Regions from separate parts of the Homo sapiens genome. Here region 2 is linked to region 1. The links are chromatin loops, found by intact Hi-C in ENCODE. Cell type or tissue: OCI-LY7. All regions are shown on one strand.

Evidence for each region. Hi-C counts contacts between places; a loop is a spot of excess contacts. Peaks named below come from ENCODE experiments on the same cell type or tissue, not always from the same donor. Only the 100,000 strongest peaks of a DNase experiment are listed, where the experiment ranks them.
Region 2: a loop joins it to region 1, with 3 times the contacts of the local background. A loop is called at or near these places in 8 of 110 quality-filtered maps.

Annotation. Positions count from the first base shown.
Region 1 is chr15:67,076,865-67,084,864 of GRCh38, reverse strand. The region is part of intron 1 of SMAD3 (SMAD family member 3); the gene reads right to left. Among named protein-coding and RNA genes, the nearest start is that of SMAD3, 15 kb to the right of the region's middle. RefSeq lists enhancers at 1,096-1,175, 1,646-1,765, 2,523-2,662. In OCI-LY7, CTCF peaks have their summits at 3,353 and 3,556; DNase peaks (open chromatin) are centred at 884, 1,514, 2,504, 3,644 and 2 weaker places; H3K4me3 peaks cover 6,572 bases; H3K27ac peaks cover 7,865 bases.
Region 2 is chr15:67,249,723-67,257,722 of GRCh38, reverse strand. AAGAB (alpha and gamma adaptin binding protein) reads left to right here and starts at 3,062. Exons shown (of 10, transcript NM_024666.5): 1 at 3,062-3,164. The coding sequence starts at 3,092. It overlaps IQCH (IQ motif containing H), which reads right to left and starts at 2,937. Exons shown (of 21, transcript NM_001031715.3): 1 at 2,776-2,937. The coding sequence starts at 2,826. RefSeq lists an enhancer at 3,002-3,321. In OCI-LY7, no CTCF peak of the experiment used is centred here; a DNase peak (open chromatin) is centred at 3,002; H3K4me3 peaks cover 3,236 bases; H3K27ac peaks cover 1,099 bases.

The sequences.
Region 1 (8,000 bases):
TCTCTAACCAACCTGTGAACACGTTTCCCTTCCTTCCTGTATTTTTATGGCACTACGGTTGGAATGCAGCCGGTGCCTAGAAGCACAGAAAACCTGTGCTTCAGGCTAAATTTGAATTCCTCTTTGCCTGCAGACTGATTTCCCCTACCCTGGGAGTCGGTTCTCAGGGGAGGTCTCATTTCACCCTGGGACGCTCCATGAGGGCAGAGCTATGTGTGACCATCCTCATCAGCAACGCATTGCAGCTCCTGGACCACTGTGTCTGATGGCACCACCACCAACAAAAGAAGCTCAGTAAATATGTGATGAATTAAACAACAATGATAATACAATTAAATAGGTCATTAAGGAATGGTTCCCCTCTGAAGGCAGAGCATCAGATGAAAACTTAGATTTGTCCCCCAGGAAAATATATGCATTGAGAAAACAGCCAAAGGCAAGAAGCCAAGGAGAGTTCAGAGGGCTATCATGAAAATCTGAGACTGGCCAGGCACGGTGGCTCATGCCTGTAATCCCAGCACTTTGGGAGGCCGAGGCAGGCAGATCACGAGGTCAGGAGATGGAGACCATCCTGGCTAACACAAAGAAACCCCGTCTCTACTAAAAATACAAAAAAAAAAAATTAGCCAGGTGTGGTGGCAGACGCCTGTAGTGCCAGCTACTCGGGAGGCTGAGGCAGGAGAATAGCATGAACCCCGGAGGCAGAGCTTGCAGTGAGCCGAGATCGCATCACTGCACTCCAGCCTGGGCGACAGAGCGAGACTCCATCTCAAAAAAAAAAAAAAAAAAAAAAAGAAAAAAAAAGAAAATCTGAGAACGGATACACAGATTCTTTCAGATTCTCCCTTCAAGCTTGTCATTTTGTAGAAGAGAAGACCAACACCCAGGAAGTCAAGTTGACTTCCCCAAAGTCATAAAGCCCATCTCCACCAGCAAGAGAGGCCAAGGACCCTCAACCTCACCCAGAAAACAGGATGCTAAGATCACAGTTTCTTTGGGTCTCATTTTATTTGTTCACTTGCTAATTCAACACTTTTTAGAACCTGGGGGCTCCAGTAATCATGAACATCAGAGTAGGTTGTGTGAGGAGAAAGAAGAAGAAATGGCAAACATTCAATTTCAGATATTGTAGGGATGTTCAGGTATTGTCCAGAGAGCAGCTGGAGCTGAGGGGTCCCTAGCTCTGGAGAACTGCAGATCTGGAAGATATCCCCACATTGAAAGCACACGAAACCCAGGGAGAGCAGAAGTAGTTTGAACTGCAATTCTGACTCAGCCCAGCTGGGCAGAATGATGTCCAGCATATGGTTTGATTTTCTCATCGTTGAAGTTAAAGCAGATAGCAAAAAATAAAAATAAAAAAACACAGTGGCCAAAAGATGACATTTAAAAAGATCCCTGGATCAAAGCCTTTTTGTGAGTACTGTTATTTCATCCTCCTCCTAACGGTAACCACTTCCCACATGAACCCCAGTAAGGCAACCGTGCAGCCCACAAGAGAGATAGAAATATGACCACACTTCCCTCTTATAAACAGGCGATGGTAAACATCTGAGACCACTGGTCCACAGCCGTGGTTAAACAAAGGGTTGGGGGCACCCTGGCATGGCCGTCAGGGCCTCCGTCTCCCCAACAGGCTGACGCTCTATGAGTGGTGAACTTGGACCATTAACTTCAGAACTGAGGCAAACAGAACCAGCCTCGCACTGCGGCAACTTCGTCTGGTTTCATGCCCCGGCTCACCTGGCCACTGCTTCTGGAAACTGAAGAATTTTCCAGGAAAGTAGCTGTTGGTTCCAGGCCCATGCTCAAAGGCACCTCTCTCTGCTCCACCAGGACAAGACGGCAGGAAGACAACTTACGTATTTACTGGAGTGCCCACCCCATGCCAACCCTCACCTCTTGGATCAGTAGCAGTGATAGATTCTTTTTTTAAACAATCAGAGCAAAAACTGTAACTCTTTTAATCAAGCAAGAAAAACAAGAAGACCTCAAAAAACTAATTAACTCTGAGATGTTCCCTGGGGTTCCAAGTTATCCCAGCTCCTAGATCAATAGGAAAACAAAACACGAGGCCTTGGGACAGGCTCTGTTTTCTCTGAATTGGAATGAAAGGGCACTTGCACACTTGAAGTTAGTGATTAGCTCTTTGCGACTGAAGACTCAAGGGTATTCCCTATCTGCAGAAAGTTCCGTCCGACGACGGCAAAACTTTATATAATTTGGACAGGACTTTGTTTTTAACCACTAAACATTTATAGAATTTTTATGTCTTCCTATATATATGCTTTCAGAGAAAGTTTCCAGCAGATTCAAAACAAGAGAGATGCACAAAGATACTAAACATGCAATTAAACTGCATATGGTTTTGAAGCTAGAACACAGTGAGAAACTTTAGAAAATTTCCCCTGAGGGAGGAGGCTCTCAGCGCTGTGCCCTGCCCCCACTTCAAACCCTAGGGCAAGTTGTTATCATTTTGTCAACAGGAAAATAAGACTGGTGGAGGGGTGGAGACAGAAATCGCAACTGCTTGAAACCTGAAACAACCTGGCTTGCATCACAAAATGTGTGGCCCTGGGCATGGCATTCAGAGGCCCAGACAGTCCCCCTGCTCTGTTTCTCAGGTCCTTTTGTCTCCTTGGGCCTCAATTTAACACCTCTTCCAAAGCTACCAGACTGCCACAATCTACTCAGGAGATACTCCAAACACAATTATAGCACTATCTCTCCACCTGACTGCAAGCTCCATGAGGGCAGACTTACCATCATGTCCTCAGAAGTCAGCAAGACATCATCAGTAAGTGTTCAGGAGTCTCACTTAGCGAAGGAAACCAGCAACCAACAAACATTAATCAGTAAGTTGGTGCCTAAGTAATGGCAGTTTTTGCCATTATTTTCAATGGCAAAAACTGCCATTACTTTTGCACTAACCCAAATAAAATTTACTAAGCACCTACCTCCATACTAATCACCCTGATGAGTCAAAGGAATAGCCTGGGCCCTTGACCTCGAGAGGCTTCTGAGGGTCCATTATTTCTGTCATTGACTGCATGTGATACAATACTGACCAACAAGATACCAGGAGGCTCCCGGGGAAGGTTTTCTTCCTAAAGAGACCCCCAAGGAATAGGAGCCCTTTTCTGCCCTTGGATGCAACGTTTATAGACGGTAATATCTGCAACAGTTGTGGCCACCCTTGGACCAACAGGAGACAAGCTTGAAGAGAATATGGCCAGGAGGAAAGATGTAAGGCTCCTGAGACCTTCTGATGCCTGACTTTCCTGCTTCTAGCCTTCTTAGTGGAAGTAATAAGCCCTCTTATGATTGAAGCTATTTGTTGGGTTTCAAGTCACTTTTGGCCAAAAGCATCCTGATACAGCAATGCTGGGCTCCGATACAGAATGTGGGATGGACTCACGACGGAAGGGGCCAACTGGCTTACTGCGGCACACAGGCATGAAGGACTGAGGGCCTCAGCTGGGGAAGGGAGGCTGGCAAGGGTAAGAAGAGCTGTAACTCAGGAGACTCAAAAGCCGCTTCCAGCCTTACCCACAAGATGGCCTAGTCATCCCCATGACACCAGGGCTCAGTTCCCACGATGACTATCTGATGCACTGGAGCATAAGTAATGAATACTCTCTGTCCATGCCACCCCCACACATGCCTCCGCGTGTCTGTGGGGTAGCAAAAGGGGAAATGCATCGTGTTCTATTTATAAGACCCAGCTGAGCCACAAAGGCTAACGACAGGGGCACTGTAGTATCAGCTGAAGCTCTCCAAACAGGTGCCAAGTTTGGTTTGAATTTATATTTCACATTTCTCAGGCTGAAACCGTTCCTCTCTGTCATTCCAACTGCTCTCCTTGGAGCTCACCCGACATGGCCTCGCCCACAGCAACAGTCTGGTTGGAGAGTTGAGAGAACTCAAGTCCCTCTCCAGACTTCCAATAAATTATCTGGGGCAAGAGAAGGAGGATGAGGTTTGGATGATCGCGGAAACAAACCCTGAGAGCCCAAAGCAGGAGTGAAACAGCACAGCCCTTACATGTTCTCTGCAGAATTCCGTTGGCAGGGAGGGGTTATTCGGGGCCACGTGCTTGCTCCGCAGCGGCCCTGGCACATTCCATGCACTGACCACAATCAAAGAGAAAGAAAAGGCATGCTTACTGTTATTTTTAATTCCTTCCTCAAGGCCTTCCAAAATTCTTCAGCAGGATTATCCACTAAACTTTCACCACTCCCAGCCAATAGTCCCTTTGAAGCCCAGAGCTAAAGTAAAGTGGAGAGCAGGAAAAGTCAGGTCCCAGAAGTCTCTGCTCTTGGCCATTAAATATCATCCAAGTTGCACTGGGCCTAGTGGCATCTCCCGGACTTCAAAGGGACAGGGCCTGATGATGGTGCCGACATAGTAGAGCCACGTGAATGCCCTGCCACTGCCACCCCCACCTGCTCCATACACACCTGACCTTGACCTCCACCTCCTTTCCCTTCAGTAGTAGACATCAGCATAGCCAAATGTTCCCTAACTCATACTCCAGTTAATTAAGCTCTAGTGCTAACTTTACCATGTTTTCAACATCTCGTCCAGTTTTAAAATATTACATTGCCAACTTGTTGCATGACCTTGGGCAAGTCCTTTCACTTAGAATAGCAGGACATAATTTGCACATTCCCTTCCACTTAAGCAACAGCACATGAGCTGGCGGATCCAATTCTCCATTACCTTGGTCAGGTATCAAGACCAGAGGCAGGGTGACTATTACCCAGGTTTGCCTGGACGGTCCTGATTTATGGCCAAGGACCGTAATTAATAGTGGCCATAATTAATAATGCTGCCCCTTTTCACTCTTGGAAACATCCTGGTTTGTTTGATAAATTATGTAGTCACCCTAGATTCTAGAAGGTGTAGAGCTTCAGTGGCAAATCCAGCTCCAGCCCTTAGCCTGAGACTTAAAGCAACTTACCTAAGTAATCTGAACCTTGTTTCTGTCATTTACCAAATGAGAATAATGATAGCAGTGTCATAGCTTTTTGTATGAGGACAACAATGGCCATCCTTTCTTGAGGGGCTATGGGGTAGAGCTCAGAGAACTAGGAACCAGAGACCAGAGTTAAGATTCCTGTTCTGCCACTGACCCCTCAATGCTTCAGCCTCCTCCTCTGTAAACATAAATACATAAGTACCCAGAGTACTGTAGGTAAGTAAATAAGATCAAGGAGATCACCCCCTCTGGCATACACTCAGCATGCAGTTGACACTCAGTCCATGCAACACGTACCAGGATCACCCCATGTGAGTGGGCTTAGGTGATTTGCTAACAGTCAACACTGCTGACTCGACCATCTTCTGAGTCAAATGCTTGGACATGGCCAAGAGTAACAGCTCACCTAAGCTTCTAGTACAAGGCACCAGAGCCTATGTGCCCCGAGCTCATATTCCAATATAATTTTGTGCAATATTTATGATTGTCTCTAAGGTCTCTGTGGAAATCTGGGTGTGAACTTAGAAGCCTTAACTCCCATCTCTGTCAGAAAGGGTTTTTAGCAGTATTAGTGAGTTCTACACCATAAAGAAATAATATGCGGGGGGCGAGGTGCGGTGGCTTACACCTGCAATCCCAGCAATTTGGGAGGCTGACGCGGGCAGATCACCTGAGGTCGGGAGTTCGAGACCAGCCTGACCAACATAGAAAAACCCCGTCTTTACTAAAAATACAAAATTAGCCAGGCATGGTGGTGCATGCCTGTAATCCCAGCTACTCGGGAGGCTGAGGCAGGAGAATAGCCTGAATCCGGGAAGCAGAGGTTGCCGTGAGCCAAGATCACGCCTTTGCACTCCAGCCTGGGCAACAAGAGCGAAACTCCGTCTCAAAAAAAAAAAATAATAATATGTGACATTGCAAAACATTTCACAGCTTGCAAGAAGCTTTTAATCTAAAATAAATCTAATCTGATTTAAGTAAATAACTTCAATAACATCCCTCCTTGAGGGAGGTCATTGTTTTTCCCATTTTACTGATGAGGAAAAGGAAGCTCAAATAAGTTAAACAACATGTCCACAGTCACCACCGCAGTAAGTTGGGGAGCAGGGATTTGAACCCAGGGCACTCCGCAGCAATAGGCTGCCCCTGGTCTTGCCTTCAGTTAAGAGGTTTCTAGCAATGTTTTCAAAAACAGCCCATGAAGTAGAATCAGTCCTTGGACATGAAACTCAATCTTTTAAAAACCCAGCAACTTAAACCACCACCACCACCACCAAGCTGACCCTCTAAAGGCGAGGTAAATAATAACCAATCTCTCAATGATAAAAGGAATGAAGAATACTGATTTAAACATGCTGTTTTAGTCTCTCATTAAGGAATATAATCTGTTTTCAATAAACATACATCCTGCTATGGGTCTGCAGTACTGAATTTAGGTAGTTTCCACTGATTGCAGTGTGGTCTGGAATTGGAAAGCCTGGCCTTGATTGATGATCATCAACAAAGAAATTGAAAACACTGACCAGAGACGGTCCATATGAAGGCACTGTGTCAGGCACAGGGAAGACCCAGCAGAGGCCGAGATCTAATTTGGGGGCCTGTGCTTGGGTAGACCAGGCATCTGCATGGAGGCCAGCAACACCCCACTTAGTTTCCCAAGGTATCCATATCAAAAGCCTGACATGACTCACTGGCTAATTACCTGAACGCCTGGGGTCCCTGAGCCCTCCTGGCTGAACAACATGTCTTCTCTCCTGACAGTGAACAAAACACTATCTTCAACCTGCTCCAGACATAGCCTAAAGCTGTCCACATGGTACTGTAAGGGATTATGACTCTGACCTGGATAACTCGGGCAGAAAACCTGCTGTTAACAGCCACTGGGTAAGAGGAGGAAATGAAACAAGAAACGATAGAGTGGTGGCTTTCACCGTGCCACTCCCCTGCTTTAAAATCTCCTGGACACTTACAGAGCAAGGTCCAAACACAAAGTACGAAGTTTGGCAAGCCAAAGCCCTTGACAACATCCTTCTCCAACTCCTCTCTGGCCACTCCCTCATCCACACTCTGGCCACCCTAAACTGTCTTGCCTTCCCTAGATGTCAGGCCCTTCCGCAGTCTGGTCTGTGCTCTGTGCTGCCTCCCACTCCACTCCTACACTCCTATCCATCCTTCAAGGCCCCAATTGAGTATTGCCTCCTCTGTGAAGCCTTCTGATACCTCCAGAAATAGACCTGTTCTTCCTCTAGGCTCCCAAATATTTTGTTTGACCTTCACTATAGTGTCTCTTCCACAGGCCCACCATAACTGTGGTTACTGGTGTCCCTTTTTTGCCTCTGAGCAGTTCAGAGACACAACTTCATCTCTATATCTCTGGTACTTAATAAAGATTTCCAGCAAACAAAGGCACATTCAGTGGTCCAGCTCTCTGCTCCACTTTTTGAATGAGCAGCTATAATATGTAGCACCTTCTCCCTCATCTGCATTAAATTCACTCTGGCCTGGGTTGAGGGTGAGGGAAATCAATTCCTGTGAACATCTCCAAAATGCTACCCATATAATGGTGCCACCTGGACTGGGATTCAGTTGTGGCCACGCAACTGAGCGGATGCTACAAAAATAAATACATACATACATACATACGTACATACATACATACATACAGAAATGCCTGCCCTAAGAGCAAAAATACAGAGGAAGGCCTACACACCATATGTAGTATTTAAAGACAAATCAAGGTAACAAACGGTTACACAGAATGCGTTCTATCATCCTGCCTTGACCAATACTTTAATAAGTCCAGGTTTGAGTTTAGGATTCCCTGACCTCTTGGTTTCACAATGGAATGTGGAAGCTCAGAGAGACCCAGCCCAAGATCTCAGCCCACCCCTAGCACCACCCATAACTTTCAGAGGCCTTGTGCACACCCAAGTAGAGTCCCCAGGCCACAAGTCCAAGCTCTAGCCAATTCCTTCATGCCCCTGCACCCCTTGCCCAGCCATTGGTCCCACAGGTACAC
Region 2 (8,000 bases), 170 kb before region 1:
AGCAAGTATTTATAAAGATATATTAAGAATATACCACATTTTAATGAAGCATAAAAACAAAGCTTCTAAGATTTACAAAGCATGATTGGAAACTTCCCAGAGTCACTATCACACTTCTTCAAGATTACTTCATGAACATGCCATAGCCTATTTAAGGATCAATACATACTGGATGTATTACAATGGGCAAGATGCTTTACTTCTTTGTACCTAAGTGTCTTCTGTAAACTGGAGCTAAAAAATAATACTTACAACACCTTTGAGAACCACTGGTCTAAAAAGCTGTTTAATATATCTGACTGATACACAGACGTAACTGACCATATTAGGGTGAAGCAAGTAGAAATTTAAAGTACCTCTGCTTTACAGTCTATTGCACACACACACTCACTCAGTCACTGACTTGCCAGAAACAATTTGATTGCCTAGGCTAACAACAAAGGAAGTCTACTTTTACAGTAAATGATGTAGCCTGGGGAAATTGGGACAATTTAAAGTCAGAAGTGAACCTAATCCAAACTATATGTCCTATGGAAGAGGAAAGTGAGGTCCAGAGAGATGAGTGCCTAACTCAAAGTCACTACTTGTGAGACTGTCAAAGTCATGGTCAGATCTCAGTATTCTGACTCCCTATCAAGTGCTTTCCACTAGACACACTAATTATTGGTAGCCTGTCTGAGGGAAATAAATCATAGCCCCAAATAGAAGTGGAATCCACGTTGGCACAGTTGGGTGGTGCTACATACTCACACATTCTCAGGATTCACTGAGAAAGTAGGGAAAGTCTTCCAAATTTCCTCACTATACATATTCTACATGTAGAGAATAGAATTTTATACTATACAGGAATCAGTCTTAATAATCTGGTTAACAGGTAGGCTCTCTTCCTCTACACAGCCCTTTACTTGATATGTCCACAGGAATCCTTTTAAATAAGTAGGGGTGCAGATCAACATGGATATGACTATTAGCTCTTCTGACCCATCTCACAAGTCAGTGTCAACAGTTATCTATTACTATAATGTTGTATCCTAGGTAAGAGTCTCCATTATTGTTCTAATTATTTGGAATCTATAAAAAGAGTGGGTATGTGCAGCAAAGAATTAACCTTACCCAAAGAGGGGTCCAGTCTTCGCTCCTGGCTACTGGGAGGTGATCTCTAGGCGCCTGGGATGTCCTGCCTGATAGAAGTGTCTTTGTCTGTGGGCTTTGGCCACCAGACAGTCTATCAACATGATTTATAATGGGTGTTTTGATCCACGCTGTATCAGCTCAGACCTCTGGAGCAGCGGGAAACTAAAAGTATTCAGGAGGGGCTGGAGATTAATGGTCAACCACAAGGGCAGTGTGAGATTGAGCCCCAGTAAAAACTCTGGACATCAAAGCCTCAGATAAGCTTCTCTAGTTGCAATATTCTATGCATATTGTCACATATCATGGCTGGGAGGAAGTAATGCAGGTAATGACGTCAATGACTCCACAGGGATAAGATGACCAAAAGCTCTATGTTTGTACCCCTCCTGGACTCTGTCCTATTCATCTCTTTCCTTGGCTGATTAATTTGTATGCCTTCACTATAATAAAATTGGAGATGTGAGCACAGCACTTCCCTGAGCTCTGCGAATAGTTCTAGTGAATCATTGAATGTGAGGGTGGTGATGGGGCCCCTAAGTTTGTACCCAGCTGGTCTGAAGTGAGGTGGTTCTGGGGACCCCTGAACTTGCAGGTAGTGAGTGTTGAAGTTAGGGCAGTTTTTTGTGGACCGTTCCCTCAGACTTCGCAGTTTGGCTAAACTCATTGCTGCGTGATGGTGAAAGTGAGGGTGAGAAAAGATCAGGTAAGATTAGGTATGATTCTTAATGGGGAAGTCTATGAAATTGGTGAGTTCAGGGGCTTGTATTTGGGAAAAGGTACATTTAGGGAAGTCTCTCCTAGATGGGAGGTAAGAGATCAAAATTCTGCCAGAAAAATTAGATCCCTTTGACGAGTAAGACCCACTTCAGACCAACTGAGTGACAGTCCTGACAGAGTGACCTTAGACAAATGACTTCAAGACTTAGTCAAATGCAGCTATTATATATGTGATAGTTAAAACCGATGATATATGTGGAAATATCTTAAAGTTACCTCACATAAATGTGAAAACAAAATGCCATGATCATTTCAGAAACATCTGAGTGCAACTATTACAAATTGAGCTGTATTGGACAAGACTTTCTTGACATTTCCCCTCTCAAATTAAAAAGGTCTTTCACTAAGTTTTTAAATGTCACATTTTTTCATTCCAAGTTATCTTGATTTTTCTGTGTGTTCTCCAATGAGGAACATTTAGATCTAAAAAACTGGGGTGTTTAAGAAAAGCAATTCACATATTTCAATTTGTCTCCAAATTTCTTATCACCTCCTAGAGTGTCCGATTTGTCTCTCCTCCACTCCCGACGTCATGGGTTCAAATTTTTCAGAATATAACATTTAAAAATGATGCCTCAGCGTGAGGTTAATTTTTCTGAAGTAAAGGTTCCGGGTGAACGGTTTTAGAGTTTTCCCAGAGGCAGAAAGTCCTGCTTCTGGGGCGTAACCTACAGGGTAAGTCACCGGGAGTGTGCTGGGCCGTGGGGGAAGGTCTGGGTGGGCATTTTTGGGAGCCTCTCGCGAGTTGGAGGGAGTCTAGGGGCGGCGCACCAAATGGGTGAGCGTCGGTGAATCGGCGCGCGGGACCTCGCTCGGAAGTGGCGCGGCTGGGCAGGGCAGGGCCGGGGGAAGCCCGTTTCCCACCTGGATTAAGATGGATCCGACAGGGTCGTGGTTTTCAGTGTTCTGTGCCATGGCTAGGTCAGGGAACGGCTACCTCCGCGGAGGCGCGGTTTCCAAGCACGGAAACCTTCAGCCGGAGCCGCTCGTCCCCATGGCAACACCGCGCGCGACCTGGCCTGTTCCACGCTGGGAGCGGAAGGGGGTCTAGGGGCGGGGTCAGGCCAGCCTGGTCATTCCGAGAACGCCCTCTCCGGCCTGTCTCCCCCTCGCGCCGGCGGCCGTGGTGCAGCCCAAGGCGGAAGCGGCTGCCTGACGGAACCGGCTCGCGAGCGCAGCTATGGCTGCTGGCGTACCCTGTGCGTTAGTCACCAGCTGCTCCTCCGTCTTCTCAGGAGACCAGCTGGTCCAACGTGAGTAGATAGGCGCCTGGGCCGACCTCCAAGGCCCCTGAGCCTCAGCGGGCGACGGACCCAGCACCACGGCCTCTCTGGGCCTTGTCCCCGCAGCGGGCCCTGCGTTCTTCCTCCAGTCAGTGGAGGCGCCCAGTCTCCCCAGGTGGCTGCCCCTATCTCTTAATCTCGTGCTTTTCTGCCCACTCGGCCTTCTTCGGCGTTCCTTTCGGCTTCCTGTGTAAAGTGAGACTGATTTCCCGCTCTGCTCAGCCCAGGCCACAGGTTTTTGCGAGGATCCGTTGAGATGAACCTGAAGGCTCTCCGGAAATTGCGCTAGGTTACAGGAGTGTAAGGTGCTGGAATTGTTGATATCGTGATGTTGTTATCCTTGCTGCTCCGGGAGAGAGTGTTTACTCTGAATTCTGAAGTTTATTCTGCGTATTTACTCTGAAGTTTATTCTGCTTCTTAATGTGTACATTATAAGACTTGTTAGCTTTGTCCGCTCCACTCTAGTTATTCACGCCTTTCATCTGAGGCATGGGCTCTCCGCCAACATGAGTTTTTGGGTATGATTGGGCTAGTGCTTTTGCTTGTAGACCCTCATAATGGCTGTCAGACTTACTAACTCTTAAAAGAGAGAACATGGGACTGGATAATAAGCCAACTCTACTAAAGGGCTCTGTGAAGTTGAATTATAGGTAACTCAAGACTTCTGTTTTAAGTGTATGGCTTAGAATCAGAGCAGTGACTTAGCTGTATGATCTCGAGCAAGTCACCTAACCTACCTACATTCCTTCCTTCTTTTCTTTTTTTTTTTTTAAAGAGACGGGAACTTGCTCTGTCGCCCGGGCTGGAGTGCAGTGATGCGATCATAGCTCACTTCAGCCTCGAACTCCTGGGCTCAAGCGATCCTCCTGCCTCAGTCTCCCGAGCAACTGGGACTGCAGGCTCACACCACGAACCCTGGCTAATTTTTTTATTTTTTGTAGAGCCAGAGTCTTGCTATGTTGCTCAGGCTGGTCTCCAACTCGTGGTTTCAAGTGATCCTCCTGTCTTGGCCGCCCTAAGTGCTGAGATTACAGGCGTGAGCCACTGTGCCTGGCTACCCTTCACTTTCTCTTTTCTCTCCTTTTTTTTATTTTTGTTTTGAGATAGGGTCTCACTCTGCTGCCCAGGCTGTAGTGCAGTGGCGTTATCTCGGCTCACTGCAACCTCTGCCTCCTGGGCTCAAGCCATCCCCCTACCTCAGCCTCCCAAGTATCTGGGACTACAGGTGTGTGCCACCACGCCCGGCTAATTGCCCCCCCCCCCCCCCGTCATACGGGGTTTGGCCATGTTGCCCAGGCTGGTCTGGAACTCCCGGGCTCAAGTGATCTGCCTGCCTTTGCCACCCAAAGTGCTGGGATTACAGGTGTGAGTCACCACCGCGCCCGGCCCCTTCACCTTCTATCTATAAAATAGGGATAATTTTCGCAAGATTGTGCTTATCCCCGAGTCTGGCACATAGTAAACATTTGATAAATCATAGACATTATTATTAAGGCACATTACTATCTCTGTAACCCTCAATTTCCTGATCCTTAAAATGGGGCATATGAGCCTATTTCAGGAGTATTTGAAGGACAGATGATGTGACATTTTGAACACACTTTGTAAACTGTAAAGCATTGTATAATTATAATTTCTTTGCTACACCTGTCAAATGACAGAATTAGGTAAGATGTCCCTTCAGTGCAGATATTATATGACTTAGTTATCATTTGTGATCACTTAGAAAGTTCCTTGCTAGGGTAAAAGCTTAATTATAGCATTTAACTAAGTGGTTACTAACTGGTCTAATTAGGCCATTTTCTTACCTTTAAGCAGTGCTCCTTCCTATTTTCTCCCTTCCCTCCTTTCTTCCTTCTTTTCTTCCTTCCTTCCTCTTTTTTCTTTAATTGTTTCATTGTAAAACTAGTGCATACTAAGTAAAATTTAGCATACAGAGAAAAGAAAATAGCCATAGTCTCATTACCCAACTACAAATACTGCTAACATTTCTTTCCAGTCTTTTTTTCCATTGCAGTTTCTTAAAAAGAAATAATTGTAATTACATTTAATACACAATTTTTTCTGTTTTTAAAAATTTTTTAAATACACAGTTCTTATCCTCAGATTTATCAAAAATTAGTTTCTCACATATATCCATCTAGTGAATAAACCAGAATTTGCTCAAGATTCTTAAAGATGTAACTAACTTTCCAAAAGACTTACATGCATTAGGAATCCTATTAGCGATACATGGAAGTCTTTTCAAGACAATCTCAGGAATATTAATTATTCTAAATGCTATGGTGCTCTGTTGTGTGCTTTAATGATCCCAATCGGCAAACATGGTCCCTGCCTTGAAGTAGCTGATTACCTGTAGTTAGCAAATAGTAACATTGTACTTCTGTAAAGTGTATTAGCATTATTGGGGGTAAAATTAATTCTGTAAAATAATCCATTTTATCTCTGTATATAAAATGCTCTTAGATAATTCCAGTTCGGGTTAAGATCAGATGACCTTTCCATTGCAACTCGTTACTGTCGTGTAGTAAAAAATAAAAGAAGAACAGCTAGTGAGCAGATTACTTGAATAAGGAAAAGTGAACCATAAAAGAGGGCTTATAATTTCTTCCAAGGTTGTGAATAGGGTAGCAGTGGATAGCGTTAAAATGAAGTATTTGCTGAGCATTCATTCTTTGACTATAATTAAAGCTGGGATTAAATTAATCACAGGTTGACTCTAATTTTGAGGTAAGAGATGGAGCCCGCATAATATTTTGTCAAGTGTTCGGTGATATTAGGCCGTGGAATAGTTTTGGATTGAATTGGATCTACCTTTTTGGGAAAGTTTGGTTCTACTTCATGTATCAGCGAGAGAAACCTTTAGGGTTCTCCAATTTCTCTTTCTTTGGACATCTGATCTATCTTAGTGCTTTTAACCACCAGTGGGAAATATAACCAAGTAACAGCTTATTAGAATTATTCTTAAAACAGTCCAAATGCAGTGGTGCATGCTTGGAATTCCAACACTGTGGGAGGCCAGGACGGGAGGATCACTTGAGCACAGGAGTTCAAGACCAGCCTGGGCAACATAGGGAGACCTAGTCTCTACAAAATAAAAATAAAAATGTTAACAAATTAGCCGGGCATAGTGGTATGTGCCTTTCGTCCTAGCTCCTTGGGAGGCTGAGGTGGGAGGATTGCTTGAGCCTGGGAGATCGAGGCTGTAGTGAGTTGTGATGGTGCTACTGCCCTCCAGCCTAGGTGACAGAGTGAGACCCTGTCTCAAATACACACACACACACACACACAGACACACACACACACACACACGCACTTAAAATAAGAATCAGTAGGCCTCTACTATGCATAAAGTGCATGCATGGACTTCATTAGAAACTTTTTCTTTTTGTCACTCAAAGGCCTTATTTGCAGTATTCTGGGTGGATGTCTGACATCGGATAAAAGGGGCATTACTGACGGGGTAGATTTTTTATTTTATTTTATTTTATTTTAATTATTGAGACGGAGTCTCACTCTGTTGCCTGGGCTGGAGTGCAGTGGCACGATCTCGGCTCACTGCAAGCTCCGCCTCCTGGGCTCGCGCCATTCTCCTGCCTCAGCCTCCTGAGTAGCTGGGACTACAGGCGCCCACCACCAAGCTCGGGTAATTTTTTGTATTTTTTAGTAGAGACGGGGTTTCACTGTGTTAGCCAGGATGGTCTCCATCTCTTGACCTCGTGATCTGCCCGCCTCAGCCTCCCAAAGTGCTGGGATTACAAGCATGAGCCACCGCACCCGGCGACAGGGTAGATTTTTTAAAGGGAAATGAAGCCTCAGGATGCTTGAGGGACTTGTAATACACGATATGAGAGCAAATATCTACTCCATGGCCAGAGCTCTTTCCACCTCACATATATTTTACAAAAGTTTTACTTTATTCTGGAAAAGTATATTCTGATGAATATTTATTAAACACAGAGACAGTCTCTGTTCCAGTTACTGCAGCTAAAATAATGCCTAAGATACTGTTCCTGCCCTTGAGAGGAATGTAGAAAGTGTATCCTCCATGTGCCAGGCATGGTGGCTCACGCCTGTAATCCCAGCACTTTGGGAGGTTAAGGCAGGCAAATCACTTGAGGTCAGGAGTTCAAAACCAGCCTGGCCAACATGGAGAAACCCCGTCTCTACTAAAAATTCAAAAATTAGCTGGGCACGGTGGTGCGTGCCTATAATCCTAGCTACTCAGGTGGCTGAGGCAGGAGGGTCACTTGAACCCAGCAGGCAGAGGTTGCAGTGAGCCGAGATCATGCCACTGCACACCACCCTGGGTGACAGTGGGACCCTGCCTCAAAGTCTCCAGTAAAGAAAAAAAAGAAAGAAAGAAAGTGTATGGTCCACCTGTGAAAATATTAAAATGAAGATATGTAAGTTTTAACATCTTACTCTACTTCCCTAGAAGGAACTTTAGATAGAAAAGTCCCTGGAAACTTGTTTGGTTTTAAAGTGTGTAATGCCAACTCAGCAACTGTAGTTCATTCAGTTTCTACATCTGAACAAAATTCTTCCTTTTAGTGAAATGTAGAAATTTAGAGCTCTTATAATCATAGCAAGCATTTATATGTATATCTGTACTCTTCCCAAACATGTTTTCACATTTAGTTTGGTCTTTGTATCCCTGTGAAGGTAGGTTGTGTCCATTTTGCAGATGAAGAAACTGTGCTTTGGAAATACTAAATGACTTGCCCAGGTGCTGGAGCATATGTTCAAATTCAGGATTTATATGCATAGGAATGTGTGAATGTAATGTGTTGAGATTCCTTAGC